Linked DNA regions of Homo sapiens: region 1 is linked to region 2. A link is a loop called in an ENCODE intact Hi-C map of the cell type or tissue named here. Cell type or tissue: endothelial cell of umbilical vein. All regions are shown on one strand. Links, peaks and the distances in the headings refer to the core of each region. The heading gives the core; the rest is flanking DNA.

The links. Hi-C counts contacts between places; a loop is a spot of excess contacts. Peaks named below come from ENCODE experiments on the same cell type or tissue, not always from the same donor. Only the 100,000 strongest peaks of a DNase experiment are listed, where the experiment ranks them.
Region 1: it touches region 2 in a loop (13-fold over the local background); 7 of 110 quality-filtered maps call a loop at or near these places.

The regions. Positions count from the first base shown.
Region 1 is chr4:140,326,667-140,337,318 of GRCh38, reverse strand. The region is part of intron 2 of SCOC-AS1 (SCOC antisense RNA 1); the gene reads left to right. It also overlaps a transcript of SCOC not described here. Among named protein-coding and RNA genes, the nearest start is that of SCOC-AS1, 41 kb to the left of the region's middle. In endothelial cell of umbilical vein, for the core only: a CTCF peak has its summit at 6,792 (motif pointing left); a DNase peak (open chromatin) is centred at 6,798.
Region 2 is chr4:140,604,260-140,614,911 of GRCh38, reverse strand. No RefSeq gene overlaps it. Among named protein-coding and RNA genes, the nearest start is that of UCP1, 41 kb to the right of the region's middle. In endothelial cell of umbilical vein, for the core only: a CTCF peak has its summit at 4,692 (motif pointing right); a DNase peak (open chromatin) is centred at 4,731.

The sequences.
Region 1 (10,652 bases), core at 5,315-7,814, 280 kb after region 2:
TGGATTTGCCACAGGATTCTTAGATTGACACTAAAAGCACAAGCAACAAAAGAAAAAATAGATAAATTGGACTTCATAAAAATTAAAAACTTTTGTGCATCAAAAGACATTATCGAGAATGTGAAAAGCCAATGTACAGAATGGGAAAAAATATTTGCAAATCACATATCTGCTAAGGGTTTAATATTCAGCATATATAAACAACTCTCACAACTCAATAACAAAAAGACAACACAATTTTTAAAAATGCACAAGGAATTTAAATAGACATTTCCCCAAAGAAGATATGCAAATGGTCAATAAGCACATGAAAGGATATTCAACATCTTTGGTAATGAAGGAAATGCAAATCAAAACCACAATAAGCTACCACTTTATACCCACTAGGATGGCTTTAATTTAAAATGAAAACAAAACAAAATGGGAATTAAGCATTGGTGAAGATATGGAGAAATAGAAACATTTGTATATTGCTGGTGGGAATGTAAAATGATGTGGCCACTGTGGAAAATAATTTGGCAGTTCCTCAAAAAGTTAAACATAGAGTTATCATATGACCTAGCAATTGCACTCATACATATATGCCCAAGAGAAATGAGAACATATGTCCACACAGAAACTTGTGCATGAAGATTTATAGCAGCATTATTTATAGTAGCCAAAAGGTAGAAAAAACCCAAATGCCCATCAATGGAGAAATGGATAAATAAATTGTGATACGTACATTCAATGGAATATCATTCAGCAGTAAATAAGAACAAAGTACTGATACGTGCTAAAACTTAGATAAACCTCAAAAACAGTATGCTAAATAAAGGAAGCCAGGCACAAAAGGCCACATATTTTATGATCCCTTTTACATGATATATCTGGAAAAGGCAAGTCCGTAGAGACAGAAAGCAGGTCGATGGTTGTCAGGGGATGAGAGAAGAGGAGAATGGGCAGTGATTACTTAATGGCTATGGGGTGTGTTTCTGGGGTGATGAAAAAGTTTTGAAATTAGTGAAAAGTGGTGGTTGCATCACTTTGGGAATATCACTAAATGCCACTGAATTGTGTACTTTATAATGGCTAAGTTTATATTATGTGAATTTTATACCAACTTTAAAATAAGATTAAAAAATACAATTCAGAGAAAAAAATTATCCATGGTGTCCCTGTCTCTACATAGTATGAATAAATACATTATTTATAAGTGTATTAAATTGTAACTACTTTACAATTCAAATTCAACGGAAGACTAGTGTACCATGTATCATAGAATCAAGAGGGCCAGAATACACCTGCATCAAAGGAGGTCAAGATAAGAATGCACATCTTTATTATTGAAACAATCTTCCCTAAAACAGGACTCAAAAGCATAAACACTGAGGTCAATATGAATATATAATAAATCTCATTTTTTAAGTGGGCAGTGAGATATAAATGTGTGTGTATGTTTGTGTGTGTGCATGCTAATCGGTATTGGGGTTACAGAGCTGAAGAAAGCATAAAATGAGGAAAATTAGTAAATTAATCATCATTCTCACACTCCCTTTGTCATGATCTCAAAATATCAATATCAATAATGAAGAACACTGGAAGCCAGTGTTTGCTATGGGCTTTCTCAGAGCTTTGTATGAACAATAACCAGGGAAATATCTCTAAGAGCTCTCAGTACCAATTATGACATCTGGAGTGTATGCAATCAGGAGATTCCCGGAGAGAAACTGGCATCTCTAAAGAAGGTGCAAGCGTTCCTCTTTGGTATAAAAGGTTCTCTTTCTTTGGGAGTAATTTCATGCGAAACTATTTGGATATTTTTGACAAATTAGTGCAAATTGGATTAATTCAACCCATTAGCTACAAAAGGAGAATGTGATGGTAAAACTTTATTTTCATTATATATAGCTAATAGCAATAGCTAGTATTTATTGAGTGACTACTCTTTGTTCAGAACTATTCTCAGTGTTTTACCTCTATCATCTCATTATCCTCACAACAACTCTCTAAGGAAACAGAAACATGAGGACAAAATGGCTTGCTCATGACCCACAGCCAGGAAGTGGCAGAGCTGGGATCCATGCCCAGGCAGTCCAGGTCCCAAGCCCACACTCTCACAACAGTGGCGGCTTCTATAACACATAGGCATTAAAATACACAATCTGATTAATATGCATATTGTGTTTTTACCTCTACATGTTCATTTTAAAGATGAAAATCAAAGATGTAATAAAGATGTAAAAAGGAAATATTAGGAAATTCTAGATTTCTTACATGTATATATACCTAAACATACACACATACCAAGTGAAATAATCACTTTGTATAATGTCTTCAAGATTCATCCGTGTTGTTGCATATTGCAAGATTTCCTGTTTTTTATTTTATTTATTTTATTTTTGAGACAGGGTTTTGTCATGTTGCCCAGGCTGGTCTTGAACTCCTGGGCTCAAGCAATCCAGCCACTTCGGCCTCTCAAAGTGCTGGGATTACAGGTGTGAGCCATCATGTCTGGCCCATGGGGTGTCTAAAATAGTCAAACTCATGGAATCAGAGAGTAGAATGGTACTGGGGCTGAGGGGAAGAGAAATGGTGGGGAATTGCTATTCCATAGGTATAAAGTCATAGGTATGCAAGATGAATAAGTTCTAGAGAACGGCTGCATAAAATTGTGCCTGTAGTTAACAATATGGTACTGTACCCTTACAAATTTGTTCAGACGGTAGAACTCACATTAAGCGCTCTTACCACAATAAAATAAAAATTAGGAAAAAAAACAGTTTCGCTATTAGTGTTTTTTTAATTAAAATTTTCCCTTAATTATATTCTGTTTTAAATGAATTTATCTTTTTGTTTTCACAAGTGTATTTAAATTATATGTCATTTAAATTATGGATTCAATTTCAGTAAATATACTTTAATATGCTAACAGCTCACATCAAGACAGGAATCTTTACATAAGCAATTAGCTTTGGCAATAAAGTGATAAATAGAAACACAATTCTTGACTTTACTGATGGATATTCTCTTAGAAGACATCAGTCTGGATTCTTCAGCATCAGCAATAATGAAGCATGACATTCATAATATGCTTATTTAGGTAGGCAGATAATACATAGAAATTCTGTTTAATAATAGAATTTGTCTGGGCATGGTAGCACATACCAAGGCAAGATGATTGCTTGAGCCTGGGAGTTTGAGACCAGTCTGGGAAACATAGTGAGACACTATCTCTACAAAAAAGATTTTTTTAATTAGCTGGGCGTGATGGCATGCCTGTAGTCCCAGCTACTCAGGAGGCTGAGGTAGGAGGATCACTTGAACCCAGGAGTTCAAGGCTGCAGTGAGCTATGATCACACCACTGCACTCCAGTATCAGTGACAGAGCAAAACGCTTTCTCTTAAAAATATTAATAATAATAGTAAGAGAATATGGCAGCAATTGGTAAAAACAAAATGCAGTATATATAATGTTTCCTAATTCAACATAACAACAAGGGGTTAAATGATGTGGATTTGTAGCTTCCTGTTTTGTCCAATTATCTTTAAGCCATCTACTCCAGCAACAAGATGTCAGATTTCATTCCACATTCATCAAATATTCATGTGGCATCCACTGTTCTTCCAGGGTAAACACTGTATTTCTTTAAATGCCTTCCAAGACTCCCAGTTCTGCTTGGGCAACACAGAAAGTTTAACACATTTTATTTTACACATTGTATGTAACTTTTAGTCAGTATATAAGTTACCTAGATTCAGTCAACATTAATTCAACAAATATTTATCAAATACCTGCCATGTGCTAGGCATTGTTCCAGGCACTGAGATTATAACATAAATGAAACAAAATACTTCTAATCACAGAGTTTACATTTTTGGTGGAGAAGGCAGACAATGATTAAACAGATAGACATATACATACACAAATATATATACTACATGTGTATTCAAATATATACATTATATGTATATACAAATATATATACCACATGTATGTATACCTAAACACACACACATCCAATGGAGAGGAGAGAAGTGCTATGAAGAAAAAATTGCAGGGTAAGGCACACAGAGAGTGATAGGAGTGTGGGTGTTATTTTATATACGGTGTCAGGAAGGCCTGGCTGATGCAATGACATTGGAGCAGAGACTAAAGGAGTTGAAGGAGCCAGCCCGAGGGCATCTGAAGGAAGAACGCTGGCAGAAAGATCAGCAAGTGCAAAGACCTTGAGGTGGCATGAACAGGTTTGGCATGCACAAAGAAGGTGTTAGAACAGGGAGGTTTGAGTGCTGTTTGGAAATATATCAGGGACTGACCATGTAGAGCCTCACAGGCCCTTTTAAGTTCCTTGGGTTTCACTCTGTGAGATGGGATACGTTATGCAGAGGAGAGGCTTCTGGTTATAGCAGGATGACTCTGACTGTAGTGAAGAAAATAGACACTGGTTAAAGGGTGAGGGGTAGGGGAAGGCAGAGTCAGGGAAGTGAGTTTAGAAGACTATTGCAGTAATCCAGGCAAGAGATGATGCTGTGATCTGGACTTGAGTGGTCGCTGTTGAGGTGGTATAAAGTAGTCAAATCCTGGACAGATTTCAAATCTGGATCCAAAGGCATTTGCCAATATGGAGAGTAAGAGAAAGATCAGTCAAAGATGACTCCAGGCCGGGCGCGGTGGCTTATGCCTGTAATCCCAGCACTTTGAGACGCTGAGGCAGGCAGTTCAAGAGGTCAGGAGATCGAAACCATCCCGGCCAACATGGTGAAAACCCGTCTCTACTAAAAATACAAAAATTAGCTGGGCATGGTGGCACATGCCTGTAGTCTCAGCTACTAAGGAGGCTGAGTCAGGAGAATAGCTTGAACCCAGGAGGCAGAGGTTGCAGTGAGCTGAGATCATGCCATTGCACTCTGCACTCCAGCCTGGGTGACAGAGCAATACTCCGTCTCAAAAAAAAAAAAAAAAAAAAAAAAAAAAAAGATGACTCCAGAGTTTTTGGCATGAGCAACTAAAAAGGGAGGTATCATTAGCTTAGGTGAGAAAGACTATGAAACACATAGAAGGAGAAACTTAAGAGTTTGATTTTAGGCATGTCTCGTATGAGATGCTTTTAAACATCTGATATGGTTTGGATCTGTGTCACCACCCAAATCTCATGTTGAAATGTAATCCCCAGTGCTGGAGGTGGGGCCTGGTAGCAGGCGGTTGGATCACGGGGGCGGTTTCTAATGGTTTAGCACCATCCCACTAGTGCTGTTCACATGATAAGAGTTTTCAAGAGATCTAGGCATTCTAAAGTGTGCGGCACCTCCCCATCTCTCTCTTCCTCCTGCTCCTGCCATGTAAGATGCCTGCTCCAGCTTTGCCTTCCACCATGAGTAAAAGCTCCCTGAGGCTACCCCAGGAGTAGATGCTGCCATGCTTCCTGTACAACCTGAGAAACTGTGGGCCAATTAAACCTCTGTTCTTTAGAAATTACCCAGTCTCAGATGTTTCTTTAAGCAGTGTGAGAACAGATAATACAAAATCCAAATGGAAATGTTCAGTGAGCAGGTGAAGATGAGTCTGGAGTTTAGGATAGAAGCTAGGGGAGATATAAACTTGAGAGCTGTGAAGGTGTGTAAAGCCACAGGACAGATGCCTTGTAGCTGTCCACACTTAGAAATCAGGAAGATAAGGAGGAATCAAACCAGGAGACTGAGAAGCAGCAGCCAATTTGGAAGGGGAAGAAGCAAAAGACTCATGTTCTAGAAGCCAAATGGGGAAATTATCTCCAAAGGACAGAGTGATCAACAGTGTTAAGTGGTCAGATCAAATAAGGTAAGGACTGAGGGATGATCCCATGTAAGATGTTTAAATGGATGTCTGGTTTCAGTTTCTAACCAGCGAGAAAATCTGATGAAGATAGATAGTGGCTACAAAATAAGGAAGTGGGGAGTGATCAGGAAATGAAAACTATAAAGAAAAAGGCCACTTGGGAACTATGGGCAACTCTTTTCCAGCAGGGTGGATTGGAAGCAGAGGAGAACAGGATGGAAAATGTTTATTTTCATAGTTCAGTGGTGAATCCAGAATTTTTCTACAGGAAGAACCTGGGTCAACATTCTGATTGGCAGAAGAGAGGTGGGCAACTAGTCTTGGAAATGCATTTTATATTAGATTAAGAAAATGCTATTGTCCTTATCAAAGAATTGGAGAAAGGAAAGATTAAAAACTCTTCCAAGCATCCCCTTGGAGCCACCATTGCCCAGACTTGAGGGCTGCCACATATGGATGTTAGCCTTGCACAGAGCTGCCTAATAAGGGAAAGTGGGGTCTGAAATCCATCCCATGCTCTGCTCACCAAACCATGCCCTAAACCTCCCAGGTATGCCTTTTCCTAATTTGCATATATACCAGCCGTACGCTGCATTGATGCAATAAAAACTGTTTTTTTCATCCCAATGGGCACAAACTGTATTTATCTATTAAATTCTTGTATTAATGAAGAGAACTGCCAGCACTCAACTCTCTAACTGAAAATTATTCAGAATCTGTAAAGTGTTTTTTAAAGGTGAGCTATTCTTACTTTCATGTCCATATCCTCACAAGGCATTTATTAGTGTTAAAACTTTCAAAGTCATTTGACTCTTACTATTAAAACATGTCTACTATTGAGAAAACAAAGCCATGAATTAAATCTGACTTCAATAAATTTTCACATGCCTTCCTTGAACCAAGCAATTGATACTTGCTTATGTCTCAACTCTGCAGCCCTTGTCTGAAAATCTTGATTTGTAGCTCACTAAGGTCAGTATGTTCCTATTATTGTGGCTTTGTTGGCTCCCTCTGGTGGATAAATTATGGGAACCTTAATTTTAAGTGCTCTTTAACAAAAAGCTTCAGCATTTTTTGTTTTTTAATTTTTAATTTTTTTATTTCAGTAGGTCTTTGGGGGAACAAGTGGTGTTTGGTTACATGAAAAGTTATTTAGTGGTGATTTCTGAGATTTTGGTGCACCCAGCACCCCAGCCGTGTACACTGTACCCAATGTGTAGTCTTTCTCCCAAGTCCGCAAAGTCCAACATATCATATGAAGATTTGTATCTTCATAGCTTAGCTCCCACATATGAGTGAGAACATAGGATGTTTGTTTTTCCACTCCTGAGTTACTTCACTTAGAATAATATTCTCCAATTCCATACAGGTTGCTGCAAATGCCATTATTTCTTTTTATGACTGAGTAAATGGTATATATATACATATACCACACTTTCTTTAGCCACTCATTGACTGATGGGCATTTGGGCTGGTTTCATATTTTTGCAATTGCAAATTGTGCTGCTATAAACATGCGTGTGCAAGTATTATCTTTGTATAATGACTTCTTTTCCTCTGGGTAGATACGTAGTAGTGGGATTGCTGGATCAAATGGTAGATCTACTTTTAGCTCTTTAAGGAAACTCCACACTGTTTTCCACAGTGGCTGTACTAGTTTACATTCCCAGTTCCCAGCAGTGTAAAAGTTTTCCTTTTCACCACATCCATGCCAGCATCTATTATTTTTTTATTTTTTGATTACGGCCATACTTGCAGGAGCGAGGTGGTATTGCATTGCGGTTTTGATTTCCATTTCCCTGATAATTAGTGATATTGAGCATTTTTCCATATGCTTGTTGGCCATTTGTATATCTTCTTTTGAGAATAGTCTATTCATGTCCTTAGCCCACTTTTTGATGGGATTGTTTGTTTTTTTCTTGCTGATTTGTTTGAGTTATTTGTCAATTCTGGATATTAGTCCTTTGTCAGATGTATTTTTGCGAATATTTTCTCCCACTCTAAGGATTGTCTGTTAACTCTTCTGCTTATTTCTTTAGCTATGCAGAAGCTTTTTAGTTTAATTAAGTTCCATCTATTTGTTTTTGTTTTTGTTGCATTTGCTTTTGGGTTCTTGGTCATGAAGTCTTTGCCTAAGCAAATGTCTAATAGGGTTTTTCCAATGTTATCATCTAGAATCTTTATGGTTTCAGGTCTTAGATTTAAGTCTTTGAGCCACCTTGAGTCGATTTTTGTATAAGGTGAGAGACAAGGATCCAGTTTCATTCTCCGACATGTGGCCTGCCAATTATCCCAGCACGATTTGTTGAATAGGGTGTCCTTTTCCCAATTTATGTTTTTGCTTGCTTTGTCAAAGATCAGCTGGCTGTAAGTATTTGGGTTTATTTCTGGGTTCTCTATTCTGTTCCTCTGGTCTATGTGCGTATTTTTATACCAATACGATGCTGTTTTGGTGACTGTGGCCTTATAGTATAGTTTGAAGTTGGGTAATGTGATGCCTTCAGATTTGTTGTTTTTGCTTAGTCTTGCTTTGGCTATGTGGGCTCTTTTTGGTTCCATATGAATTTTAGGATTGTTTTTTCTGGTTCTGCAAAAGCTTCAACTTTTTGAAGCCTTGAGGGCTTTGCTGTTCAAAGTGCATACAGATTTCCTGTGATTATAAGCTAAGTAGATACAGGACATTTTTGGGAGCAGTAGGTTGGGAGATGCCAAGGAAGGGATAGCCAGGGTGGCAGTGACAGTCTTGTAGACATGTGTCAGATGGAATCACTCTTGATAGGCAAAAGGCTTTAAAAAATGTTTAACTGGGTATAACATACATACAATAAAGTGTGCAAATTATAAGAGTACAGATACGTAATATGTATCCAACACCCAGATCAAAACCATTTCCAGAACTTCAGGGTAAGAATTTTTTTAGTTGGTTTTGCTTATTAGCATTCAGGTCAATTTTGAAGCAGAAAAAACAACTTGTAATTACAGGATTGCAGCCAGTAGTGTACCCAAATGAACTGTGAGGAATAATTTGTTAAATGCATTGAGGTGAAAAAATGTTGGGCACAGAGGTCGACTCGAAGGTGGCACACAGAAATTATTATCCTACACTCTGAGGTGAAAATTACTCATTTTTGTCCCTTGCTTGGTTGTGTTCATCAATTTGCTCTTTTTTGAACAATTTTCCAATTCTATTCCCTTTCTTCAGTTCAAAACACTGAGTGTTGTATGCTCAGGACTGTGGATTCAGAGAGGAATAAGTTGTGGTCCCTGCTCCTCAAGAACTGATAGACCAGTTAGGTTTAAAGCAAAAATAGGAGATGGGTGACTGTAATCCAATGTGTTAAGTGTGTCAGTAAGAAGAGCTAACATGATAGAGCATGTCCTGTGTGCTAAGCTTTCTTCTCAGCATGTTCCCTGCATCTTCCCATTTAAAACTCATTACTGGTGAGGAAGCAGAAGCACGAGGAGTCTGGTGATGTCCCCAAGGACTACGTGGCTGGTGAGTGTGGCTGCCAGGACTTGGCTCACGCATATCCACTTCTCAAGTGTGGCGTTGGAGGCACCTGCTGGCAGGGAGATCTTTGAATATCTTGTCCTTTGAGCTGCCCAACAAGCAGCAATGCTCAACACTACAGAAAAAAAAAACATGCCAAACAGCTTCTTTCCCTGATACAGTCCTAGTCCAGCCCCAAACTTGCCATTTCACAGATTCAAACAAAAGCTGGCTGCATCCTTGTAAAAATTCAAAGGCATGTTTTATTTTCATATGGAATACAGCAAAGTGTTGGATTACTCCAGAGTGAACGCTTGACTATTCATTGTTATAGCATGGATTTCTCCAAATCATAGGTAATCAACATAATTAGTTGTCAAGCATTTCAAACAAAACATTTGTTTTGTTTGAAACAGGGTCTCGCTATGTTATCCAAGCTGCCCTTTACCTCCTGGGATCAAGCCCCAGCCTCCCAAGTAGCTAGGACTACAGCCATGTGCCACTATGTCTGGCTATGTGTCAAGCATGTTTTTAAAAATAATTTCTATTTAAATTGCTTGTTGAATTGTCCACTAATAAGTGATTTTTTTTTTCAGTATTGAAAGCACAGTAGAAAGAATTATTGTAACCTTAGAGAGCTCCATATAGTTCAAAACAGATCAGTTTGATGGTGCAGGATTTTGAAATCCCACCTGAGAGTGGTGTTTGCATCTTCCTCCTATCAGAATTTGCTAAAGCAGGCAAAGACTGAAGACAAAGACAGCAGAGCCTTCCCACATAATCACAGAGTCCTCGCTCTTCGAACAGAGGTAAATTCTGTTCATCAGCAACACTGTGATGGCTTCACACTTAACACTCCTTAGAGGACAAGGGCCAAATTTAACATAAACTAAATTTTGTTTATCACAGGTTAGATGCAGGTGGGAACAGGAAAATCATAACAAGGTCTAGTAGTAGTTTTGATGGTGCTGATGTAGGAAGTGATTTTCAACTTCTTCAAGCCATCCTATACAACATCAAGGTTTGCTGTGAAAATGATGTTTGTGTAATCATTAGAAGAGAGAATAAAGGTGGAAACATTTGAGTTCCAACATTTATCATGGCTGCCCACTTCCAAGACTAGACCACAGGCCTCAGGAGCAGAGTCACATTGTGAGCAGTGATTGAGTTTCACCAATGAATGTTATCAGATTGAGCTTTACTGGGGCTCCAGTTCTTTGTGTCTAATTCATAATTTTGTTATGGTCTCCTAGGTGTATAAGAATTGTAAACACAAGCATTTATATATTTGTATGTTTAAACATATGTTTAAAACAAGATAATAAAAGACTTTAGCATTAGAAGTCCACGGGAGGTTTGTTTTCT
Region 2 (10,652 bases), core at 3,190-5,689:
CTCACTCTGTCACCCAGGCTGGAGTGCAGTGGCATGAGCTCAGCTGACTACAGCCTCCATCTCCAGGATTCAAGTGATTCTCCTGCCTCAGCCTCCCGAGTAGCTGGGACTACAGGTGCACACCACCACACCTGGCTAAGTCTTGTATTTTTAGTAGGGACAGGGTTTTGCCATGTTGACCAGGCTAGTCTCAAACTCGTGACCTCAGGTGATCTGTCCACCTCAGCCTCCCAAAGTGCTGGGCTTACAGGCATGAGCCACTGTGCCCAGCCCCTATCCATTATTTTTTTTATTTTTTATTTTTTATTTTTTTTTTTAGATGGAGTCTTGCTCTGTCACCCAGGCTGGAGTGCAGTGGCACGATCTCGGCTCACTGTGAACTCTGCCTCCTGGGTTCACACCATTCTCCTGCCTCAGCCTCCCGAGTAGCTGGGACTACAGGCACCCGCCACCACACCCAGCTAGTTTTTTGTATTTTTAGTAGAGACGGGGTTTCACCATGTTAGCCAGGATGGTCTCGATCTTCTGACCTTGTGATCCACCTGCCTCAGCCTCCCAAAGTGCTGGGATTACAGGCGTGAGCCACTGCACCCAGCCCCGTTATTTTTTATAAACACCATTCAATCTCTGCTCCTCGGTCTATTCTCAATTATACTGACAGTCCAGCTTTGTATCTGGCAATAGGTTCAGAAGGGTTTTATTAGGTTTATATATTAATATTTGATCTATCTCTTCAGTCCAGACTGTATTTGTATAGGTTATCCTTAAGCAAAAGTATCAATCCTATTACCTTCATATAACAAAAGGAAATTGATTGCTTTTTACTTAAAACAAAACAAAACATTTCTTGGCTTGTTGTGGATTGAGCAGGCTCTCAGCTTCTTGCTTCTTCTTGACACCTTTGCCCAATATGTGATGATCCAACTGCCTCAAAGTGTGACCCAAAGGGAGAACTCAGAGGTTGGTGCTCTGATGGAAGCTTACATATGCATTTATAGTCCCTGACCTTGGCAACTGTAATAGTTTCCTTAATTGGGTCTGCTTTCAGTAACTGGAAGGCAGTCATTCATTTTTTCTTTTTTTTTTTAACTTTTATTTTAAGTTCAGTGGTACACGTGCAGGTTTGTTACATAGGTAAACATGTGTCATGGAGGTGTGTTGTACAGGTTATTTCATCACCCAGGTATTAAGCCTGGTATCCATTAGTTATTTTTCCTGATCCTCTCCTTCCTCCTCAACTCCACCCTCCAATAGGCCCTAGTGTGTGTTGCTCCCTTCTATGTGTCCATGTGTTCTCATCATTTAGCTCCCACTTATAAGTGAGAACATGCAGTACTTGGTTTTCTGGTCCTGTGTGAGTTTGCTAAGGATGATGGGCTCAAGCTCCATCCATGTCCCTGCAAAGACATGATCTCATTCTTTGTATGGCTGCATAGTATTCCATGATGTATATGTATCATATTTTCTTCATCCAGCCTATTCACAATAGCAAAGACATGGAATCAACCTAACACTGCATCAATGATAGACTGAAAGGCAGCATTTTAAAATGGCCCTTTGGCTATTTGTCAATCTGTGTGTGATATAATTACTCTTCTAATTGTTGGCAAGCAAGATAGAAATGCGCAAGTCTGTAAATTCATCATGTCACACTTTCCTATGTGTACATGAATGTTTGTAGCAAGTGTTTGAAACAAACTTTTTGGATTGCAACAAAGGTTGCTGGATTGTTGCCATTTTATTTTTTGCCCCTAGTCCTCCCTCTCACACTCCTCAGTTATTCTTTTAAACTATCGCTTATGTGATCTTTTGAAAACTTTAATGTAATCATGTTTTCCTCTGTTTTAAGCCTCTCACCATCCCACCTTCCTACAGGATAATAGACAAGCATATATGAAAGTTTATGATCAGTCACTACCTATGTATATACTATTTCTCAACATTGGTTGGTATCCTAACAGGTAAAGGACCAAAAATATCCAAGGTATTAGAGTATATTCATTTTCCCCTTTTGGTTCATATTTTACAGCATCCTTTGTCATGCTGTCAAATTCTATGAGCCAGGTGCAATATTTCAATCCCTCCTTCAATTCCTGCTGCAAATTTAGACCTAAGAGTAGGAAATGGGGAAGAGTATTTACTTTTGAAGTTTCAAAAGTGAAAGAAAGTTTGGTATAAACCAAGAAGTGATCAGTATGAAATTTCAAAGGACAAAAATGAAACCCTAGCAGCAGAATTTGGATAATATAACTCTATAATTTGTATTGAATTGTGCAGTATTTTCAGTGTAATGCAACACAATATCTCTTCTCACTGTGAGAAATAAAGAACTGTACTTAATAATGAGGAAGTAAATAAGGAAGTAATACTTGAACTTGCCAGATCCTTCTTAAATGCTCATGTAAACTGAGAAGATATTTGGAAGAGTCTATGAAAAGATAAAAACGCAAAATATTTTGAGATAGGGCACTGGGTTGTTTCAACAGCTTGTCTCATAAACAAGAGAATTTGTAAATAGCTGCTGCTATGGAGTTAACCTGGGTATATTGATTTTCTAAAAGACTTAAGCAACCTATGAAATTATAAACTTTTTTGAAAATGAGTAAGATGAAATAGCTTTAATAGTATACATGGGTTAACATGAATATTTCAGAATCTTCTTTGGAATTGTATCTTTGCTCCAAATGGGAAGGGGCAAAAAATACCATTTTAGAGCAAAACTGTCTCTTGGGTGGCTTGCCCATGTCCAGGTGTTTGCTGTGAAGAGACACAGTAGTTGGAATCCTCAGCCTACACCGTCACTCCCTGCAACTCTCACCACCTGGTTCACCATGGCTCACTCTAGGGGCCCTGAGTACACATGCTGAGTCAGGCAATGATGAAGCCACGAGGCCAGAAAAAGATTCTGACTATCTGGGAAATTACAGAGCCATTCATTTCTCCAGCACAATGTTTACCCATGTGTTGAGATTTCTTGGAAATAAAAAAAAAGACAATTGATGAAGGACTTGTCACTGGGCTTAGCCTTGCCGCTATGCTAAATTTAAACTCTCTTTGTCTTATAGTAGAGAAGTTTCCTTTGAAATATCGTTCATCTGTATGAATATCACATAATAGTGTTTATTTTTGCTTACTTTTTTCCATACGAGTAATACACAGACACAGCAAAATGAATTCCCAGATTGACCAATAAGAAGTGAGGCAGAAAGAAAGTCTTCCTTTATTAACTTCTGTACTCCTACTTCTCTCCTTGGAGGTAAGTATTATTAATAGATTGAATTTCATTTGTTCTAGAAATTTCTATATGTGTCTACATACACATACGCGTTTTTTGTGTTTTGTGTGTGTGTGTGTGTGTGTGTGTGTGTGTGTGTGTGTGTGTGTGTGTGGTGTTTTTTTTTTTTTTTTTTTGAGACAGAGTCTCACTCTGTCGCCCAGGCTGGAGTGCAGTGGCGCGATCTTGGCTCACTGCAATCTTTGCCTCCCAGGTTCATGCCATTCTCACCTCAGCCTCCCGAGTAGCTGAGACTACAGGCGCCCGCCACCACGCCTGGCTAATTTTTTATATTTTTTAGTAGAGACAGGGTTTCACCGTGTTAGCCAGGATGGTCTCGATCTCCTGACCTTGTGATCCACCCGCCTCGGCCTCCCAAAGTGCTGGGATTACAGGCATGAGCCACCACATCTGGCCACATACACGATTTTAAAACATACACACAAAAATTGAATCAAACTAAAACTTATTCCGTGATTTCATGTTTCACCTGAGGGTCATGGAGATTTTTTCCATAGGTGTATATGGAGTTCTGTCTCATTTATGTTAATGTCAGCACAGTATTCCATGAAAAGGAAATGTTCCGTAATTTATTTAGTTACACCTATGCTGCCCCACCCTCTGTCTCAGTTGATGGACTTTTACTTATATGTAGGCTTTTCTTATCATAAACATTGTGGCAAGGAATATTACTGTAAAGAGATCTGTGACATATATAAGAATATCTTTTGGGGATAGGATTGAAAAGGTAAACTTGCTGGATCAAAGCATATGTCCATTTAAAGTCATGACAGATCCTGTCAAATTGCCTTCAAAAGTCCTTCACTTGTTTACATTCCCATCAACAGCTAGTGCTCCCTTCTTACATACCTTCAGCAACATTTGAAATTAACACTCTTTCTATTTTTGCTAATCTGATGGATAAAAGATGATATTTCATTTTAATTCAAATTCCTTTCACAGTGAAGCAGTTGAATTTTTTAAATCGATACATAATATTTTACACATTTATGGGCTACTTTAAACAATGTTTATTGCTCCTTTAGGTTCTTTTGAATTTGCCTTCTAACTTTTGGTGTCTTGCATTATATGACAGTGTGCATGTTTTATGAAATCAAATCTGTTACACTTTTTACACATGACTTCTGTGCTTTGTTTCTCCAGTTCTTAAATGCCATTCACTATGACAACAACGAGAGAATAAAATGAAAGAGAAAGAGGGGGTTATTAAGCAGAAGGAATTGCTCCACGCTCACTGAAGGCCAGTGGCTTTCCAAAGAGCTGGGGAGATGCATTTTTCCATGGGGCCTTAACAGCCACTTGTATCTGTCACAGAGCAGGCCCAAGCCAGAGCATCTAGTTACACCCATTCAAATGCATCCCACATAACCTCATTAATATCTATTCTATTTTATCCCACTAGGGGGTAATGTTGGGCTAAAGACCATTCCTGGTGACTAAATTTGAAGCCAGCGTTCAACATGTTCTGATTGAAGTTTTATTTCTGTGGTCAAAACTAAAAGGATCCATTCCTCCCTTAATGCTAGAGACACTTAGGAAAAAAAAAAGAGAGAAGAGCTTTGAATTCAAGTGTAACTGAAATGATATTATCAAGAAGAGCTTGACAAAAGCTTCTGCTCCAGACAGCACTCAGCAGAGACAATGGATTATTCTATTACAGACACAGGAAGCCACGGACAAAAAGAGGAAAAGATTCAATGGAAGAGAGATGATGTCCTTCATGATGCAAACATCACCTAACATTAAATATTTCCACAGGATTTTATTTCTGCTTAAAATCTAATTTCCTCTTGGGTTCATGGCCTTAAGCTGGCAAAATCCCCTCCTAAAACACTGCCAACGTCATATTCCTGCAGTGCCAGTGTCTCATGGGTCACAGAGCCCTCCTCCATGGCCTGCCTAACTGGCACTCTTCCATCAGAGCGCCAGCCTGTGGGAACAGGTGACTCCCCAGTGGCCTCACTCACAAAGCTCATGGAGAAACACAATGGGTGGAGGCCATTTTTTTTTTCTCTGCCCCCTCTACAATCACGTACAAAAGCACCTTCTAGGATCACCCTTCAAACTTCCAAAGATCTCCCCCTCTCCAAGGGCACTCAGTGTCATGGTACACTTTTAATTTTCTCTGCAAAGGAGGCAAACTCAATTCCTCTTTTAACAGCTCCCTTAAAAATATTAAAGATCTGAATAAAGAAACTTAAAGGTCAAAATGATCCAAATTAAATGAGACAATTGTTTAAGGATTCAAGGGTGTTACTTTTTTTTCTTCTTTTCTTTTCTTTTTTTTTTTTGAGACAGAGCCTTGCTCTGCTGCCAGGCTGGAGTGCAGTGACATGATCTCAGCTCACTGCAATCTCCACCTCCCGGGTTCAATTAGTTCTCCTGCCTCAGCCTCCAGAGTAGCTGAGACTATAGGTGCGTGCCACCATGCCTGGCTAATTGTTTTTATTATTATTATTTTTAGTAGAGACTGGGTTTCACCGTGTTAGCCATGATGGTCTTGGTCTCCTGACCTCGTGATCCGCCCGCCTCGGCCTCCCAGAGTGCTGGGATTACAGGCATGAGCCACCGCACCCAGCCAAGGGCATTACTTTTAAAACAATACAGCCTGGACCTTGTCAGAAAGATGGAAGCAGGGTGGGCCTTCCAGTATTCCACTAAGAAGCTCACAGACAACACCACCAGCACACAAAGTAGGATAATTTTCTTTCCTAGATTTGGTGAGACAAAGAGGAAGAGAGAGAGAGAGAGAGAACTGTACACATGTGGGAGAAAGACATAAAGAGCTCACTAAGTAAAAGAGCTAGGCTGAATTTCAAGAACATCCAGAGTAAAGGAGGCCAGCCCCCTTAGAGATTTTCACATTCTGTTTCTTTTCTTTTCCTTTTTTTTAAGAGATGGGGTCGTGCTATGTTGTTCAGGATGGTCTTGAACTCTCAGTCTCCCAGGTAGCTTGGATTATAGGTGTGAGCCACAGCACCCAGCTACGCATTCCATATCTTTTTTTTTTTTTTTTTTAGACGGAGTTCCACTCTTGTTGCCCAGGCTGGAGTGTAGTGTCATGATTTTGGCTCACTGCGACCTCTGCCTCCCGGGTTCAGGCAATTCTTCTGCCTCAGTTTCCGAGTATCTGAGTTTACAGGTGTCCCCCACCACATTTTTTAGCAGAGATGGGGTTTCACCATGTTAGCCAGGCTGGTCTTGAACTCCTGACCTCAAGTGATCCACCTGCCTTGGCCTCCCAAATTGCTGAGATTACAGGCGTAAGCCACCGTGCCCAGCCTACACATTCTATTTCTGACTGTCACCTTTAGCTCTGACTGACCCCAAGGTATTGAGAGGAGCAACAGGGCCAAGCTACCTGAACCAGGCGTCAGCAGGTAACACAGTCACTTGTCTACACTTCCATGGATATTTTCTACGGTTTTCCTTCCCCATCTACAGACGGACAGTTTGGAAATGGGAAGACATACTATGCCCAGTTTAAAGTCTGTAATTTGAGAGCCTGGGGATGGGGTAGAAAGGGAAGAGTAGCAAAAGAGTCAGCAAAGCGGAGCACAGATCACTGGAGCCCTCTCCTGGGAATAAATGTTCCCTCCCCACACACATCTCTGTCCTTCCTAAATGGACTCCCATCTCTATCTTTTTCCCTCCCTCCTCACTAACTGCAGCTGCCAATTTGAAAGTCTTGTGAGTCAAAAAAAACAAGCCTGGAGATTTCTGTGAGCTCTCTGATTCCCAAGAAGAGGAAAGGAAGAAAATTAGTAAAATGGCTTAGTGAAGCTAAGCCTGTGGGCAGACTACCCTGAGTTACCTGTTCTTCACTCTGCCTGTATTTTTCAATATCTATTTATAATACTGCCTGAAATGCCACTAGGCAGAGCAATTTGGGTTTAGTACTGTCCTCAGACGTGGGCAGTTGGTGTCCTGCCTTGGGCCTCAGGCTTTAGTGGGCTCTGCCTTGTCCAGCCACTCTGACTATGCTGCCCCCACCACGCACTGCTCTGGAAGGACCAAGGAGACTGATGTCAGGGGGACTGTGCCAGTCACCTTGTCCAGACCACACTCTGGTAACCAGAATCCCATTACCCTGCCCAAACAGCTCTGAGTCCCTCCTAGGACCTGCCCAGTCTTCTCCTCATGCTCGTGAGAGCAGAGCCATGTACCTAGGCATGGCACCCTGGGCAGAAGGGTGCCTAGGAGTTCCCTGTTGGGAGGATTGTTTACAGACCCTCTATATATAAGCTGGGGTGTCACATCCACATGCACAACGCCATCCACAGTGAGATAAAAAATGGTGGGGGGTGGGCCTAGGGCCTCCATGTGTACTCTTCCCCGACCCAAACATGCTTTGGGTAGGCCAGCTTGGGTTAGCAATATTTCTTTTAAAAGGGACTACAATACTAACTCATTAGTATGAAATCAGTTTACAAACTCACCATTGGACTCTACCACTATACAAAATGTCAGCAAAAAAAGTCAAACTCTGTAAAATATTTGAAGAGGTTTATTCTGAGCCAAATATGAGTGAGCAATACCCATGACACAGCCCTCAGGAGTCCTGAGAACATGCGCCCAAGGGGGTCAGGCTACAGGTTGGTTTTATGTAATTTAGGAAGATATAAGCTATCAGTCAATACATGTTAAGATGTGTATTGGTTCAGTCTGGAAAGGTGGAACAACTGGAAGTGGTGGGTAGGAGGGTGCTTTCGGGTCATGGGTGGGTTCAAAGATTTTGCGATTGGCATTTGGTTATTATCTAAAGACTTGGAACCAATAAAAATGAACGTCCAGGTTGAGGTAAGGGATTGTGGAGACCAGGCTTTTATCATTCAGGTGAAGACTCCAGGTAGCAAGGCTTCAGGGAGAAAAGAATGTAAATGTTTCTTATCAGACTTAATTAATCTGTTCCATCAGTAATTCTGAAAGGGAGGAGGTATAATCAGGCATGTCCAACACCACCTTCCCATCAAGGCCTGAACTCGTTTTTCAGGTTAACTTTGGAATGCCCTTGGTTGAGATAAGGGATCCATTCAGATGGTTGGGGGACCTGGAATTTTATTTTTCATTTACAATAAGCAGGATCAAGAAGAGGTGGAGAAGACACTGAGTTATATGCCTGGGTCCTGTACCAATGCTGTGCACAACCAGATATCTAATCAATGACTCTAGCCTTGGGCTGACACCCTGAATGACGTTACTATTCACCTCATGACAAGCAGCCCAATCGCAAGCCTAATGCCGAAGACAGGCATGTCTGACAAGTTTCTTGTGTAAGCCAAGTCCTGGCTTGTGTGTTTTGTTGGTAAGGATTCTAACACATTTTCTGGAGTCACAAAAAAGGGGTGCCATGATCACTTAGCCAGAACCACAATTGGAGCCAGATAGAAAAATAGCCACACATGTGCCAGGTCTTTGCCACCCTTGGTCAAACAGAAGTATTTGAAACTTTCCTGTGGGTATTAGTCTTTAGACTCAATCCTTAGACTGGAAACATCCTAAAGAGGCTAAAATAAAGACTAGAATCCTAACTAAAATATCTGGGTTTTTATTTTCTGAAAACCAGAGTTACCTTCTTTCTGCTAAATCTAAGTCGAGCGGATGGTCCTTAGGAATATGCATAAAGGTGATTGCCATATTCTTCTCAACTTTTCCTCTTAAGTAATTTGTCAACTATTCATCAGTGCAGGAGCAAGAGGCTCAGAAGCCAAGCAAAATGGCTCTCAAAGAGGCGAAGATGCTGAACAGAGCTTTTGGTAGTCTCTTGATGTTAGAGAAATAAAAGTAGTGGTTTGAGAATGAAAAGAGAACAAGGATGTAAGAAGCCAAAATCCTGGAGAGAAAGTAAATATGGAGAAGTTAACTCTGAATGGGTACCCCTCAAGGCGTTTTCTGACTCTTAACATGCAAAGCAGCAGGTTAGGAAGCTGAGTCAAACTTCAGGTATTCTCTCTGAACAGGGAGATAAAAATTATTTCAAAGTCTGCCAAGGAGTTGAGATCCTAGAAGATGCCCCAAACTATTAGTTGGGACTCCTGAAAATCTATATCTTAAAAGTACATATGGGCCAGGCACGGTGGCTCATGCCTGTAATCCCAGCACTTTGGGAGGCCAAGGCGGGCAGATCACGAAGTCAAGAGCTCGAGACCATCCTGGCCGACATGGTGAAACCCCGTCTTTACTAAAAATACAAAAATTAGCCAGGCGTGGTGGCACACACCTGTAGTCCCAGCTACTCGGGAGGCTGAGGCAGGAGAATCGCTTGAACCCTGGAGGCGGAGGTTGCAGTGAGCCGAGATCGCACCACTGCACTCCAGCCTGGTGACTGAGGGAGACTCCGTCTCAACAACAACAACAACAACAAAAAGCACATGTGAATAAAAAATAGTCTTTATCAAAGCTGAAACCCAGAAACCAGTTTAATCACAAAGATAAAGAGAGCTGTGCCTATTTTCACTGCATGGCAAAAAGAAGCTACATCTTCTCTGGATGAATATAATATTATCCAGATCCTATATAATTTTTCATATATATGTATGACATTTAATTTTAAAAGTATCAAGTATACTATGGGACAGGACTAGAGAAAAAAACAGAAATAAAATCAAACCCACAGATGATCCAGATATTGGCATTATCAGATACACACAGGCTTTTAAAAGATTGTATTTAATTTGTTTAAGAATATAAATTAGATGGAGAATTTCATGAGAAGAATGGAATAAAAATTGAATGCAAATTTCATAACAGATAAAAATAATAACTGAAGTTAAAAACTCAATGGATGAGCTGTGTAGAAAACTAGACATAGCTAAAAATGTCCAGCCCTTTCAGGACCCATATATGCTATCCACCAGGTCTGTATATATTCACCCACTAGGGGCCTGGGAACTGGGGAACTACCTATCGCATTCCAACTCTGCTGGCACCTGACCACTTCCTCCAGGGCCTGAGGTCAGGCCAACCCACCCACCCAACACCACCACAATGAACGCCCACTTACACGGGCCTAAAGGGGGGGGTCCCAGCTTTGCAAGAAGCAGCAATACTGCCACATCAGAGAACAGGCGAGCCTTAAAGCTATCTGTATCAGTTTGAGTGACGGGGTTATGTCTGAAACCATGTCCTTGGAGAGTCACAAAACAGACATTTCCCATGGCTCTCAACCACACTGTGGTCTGGAGATAGACTACAATGTGCATTTAAACTAGGAGTCAGGAGAAGAGCTTCGGAAGACGGCAGATAGGAGGCAGGGTTAACGTGCATCTCCCACTTGGATGGACAGAACAGTGTGTGGAGATTCACACTGTGAACTTTTGTTCCAAGAACCACACACAAATGTACCAGGAAAACTGAA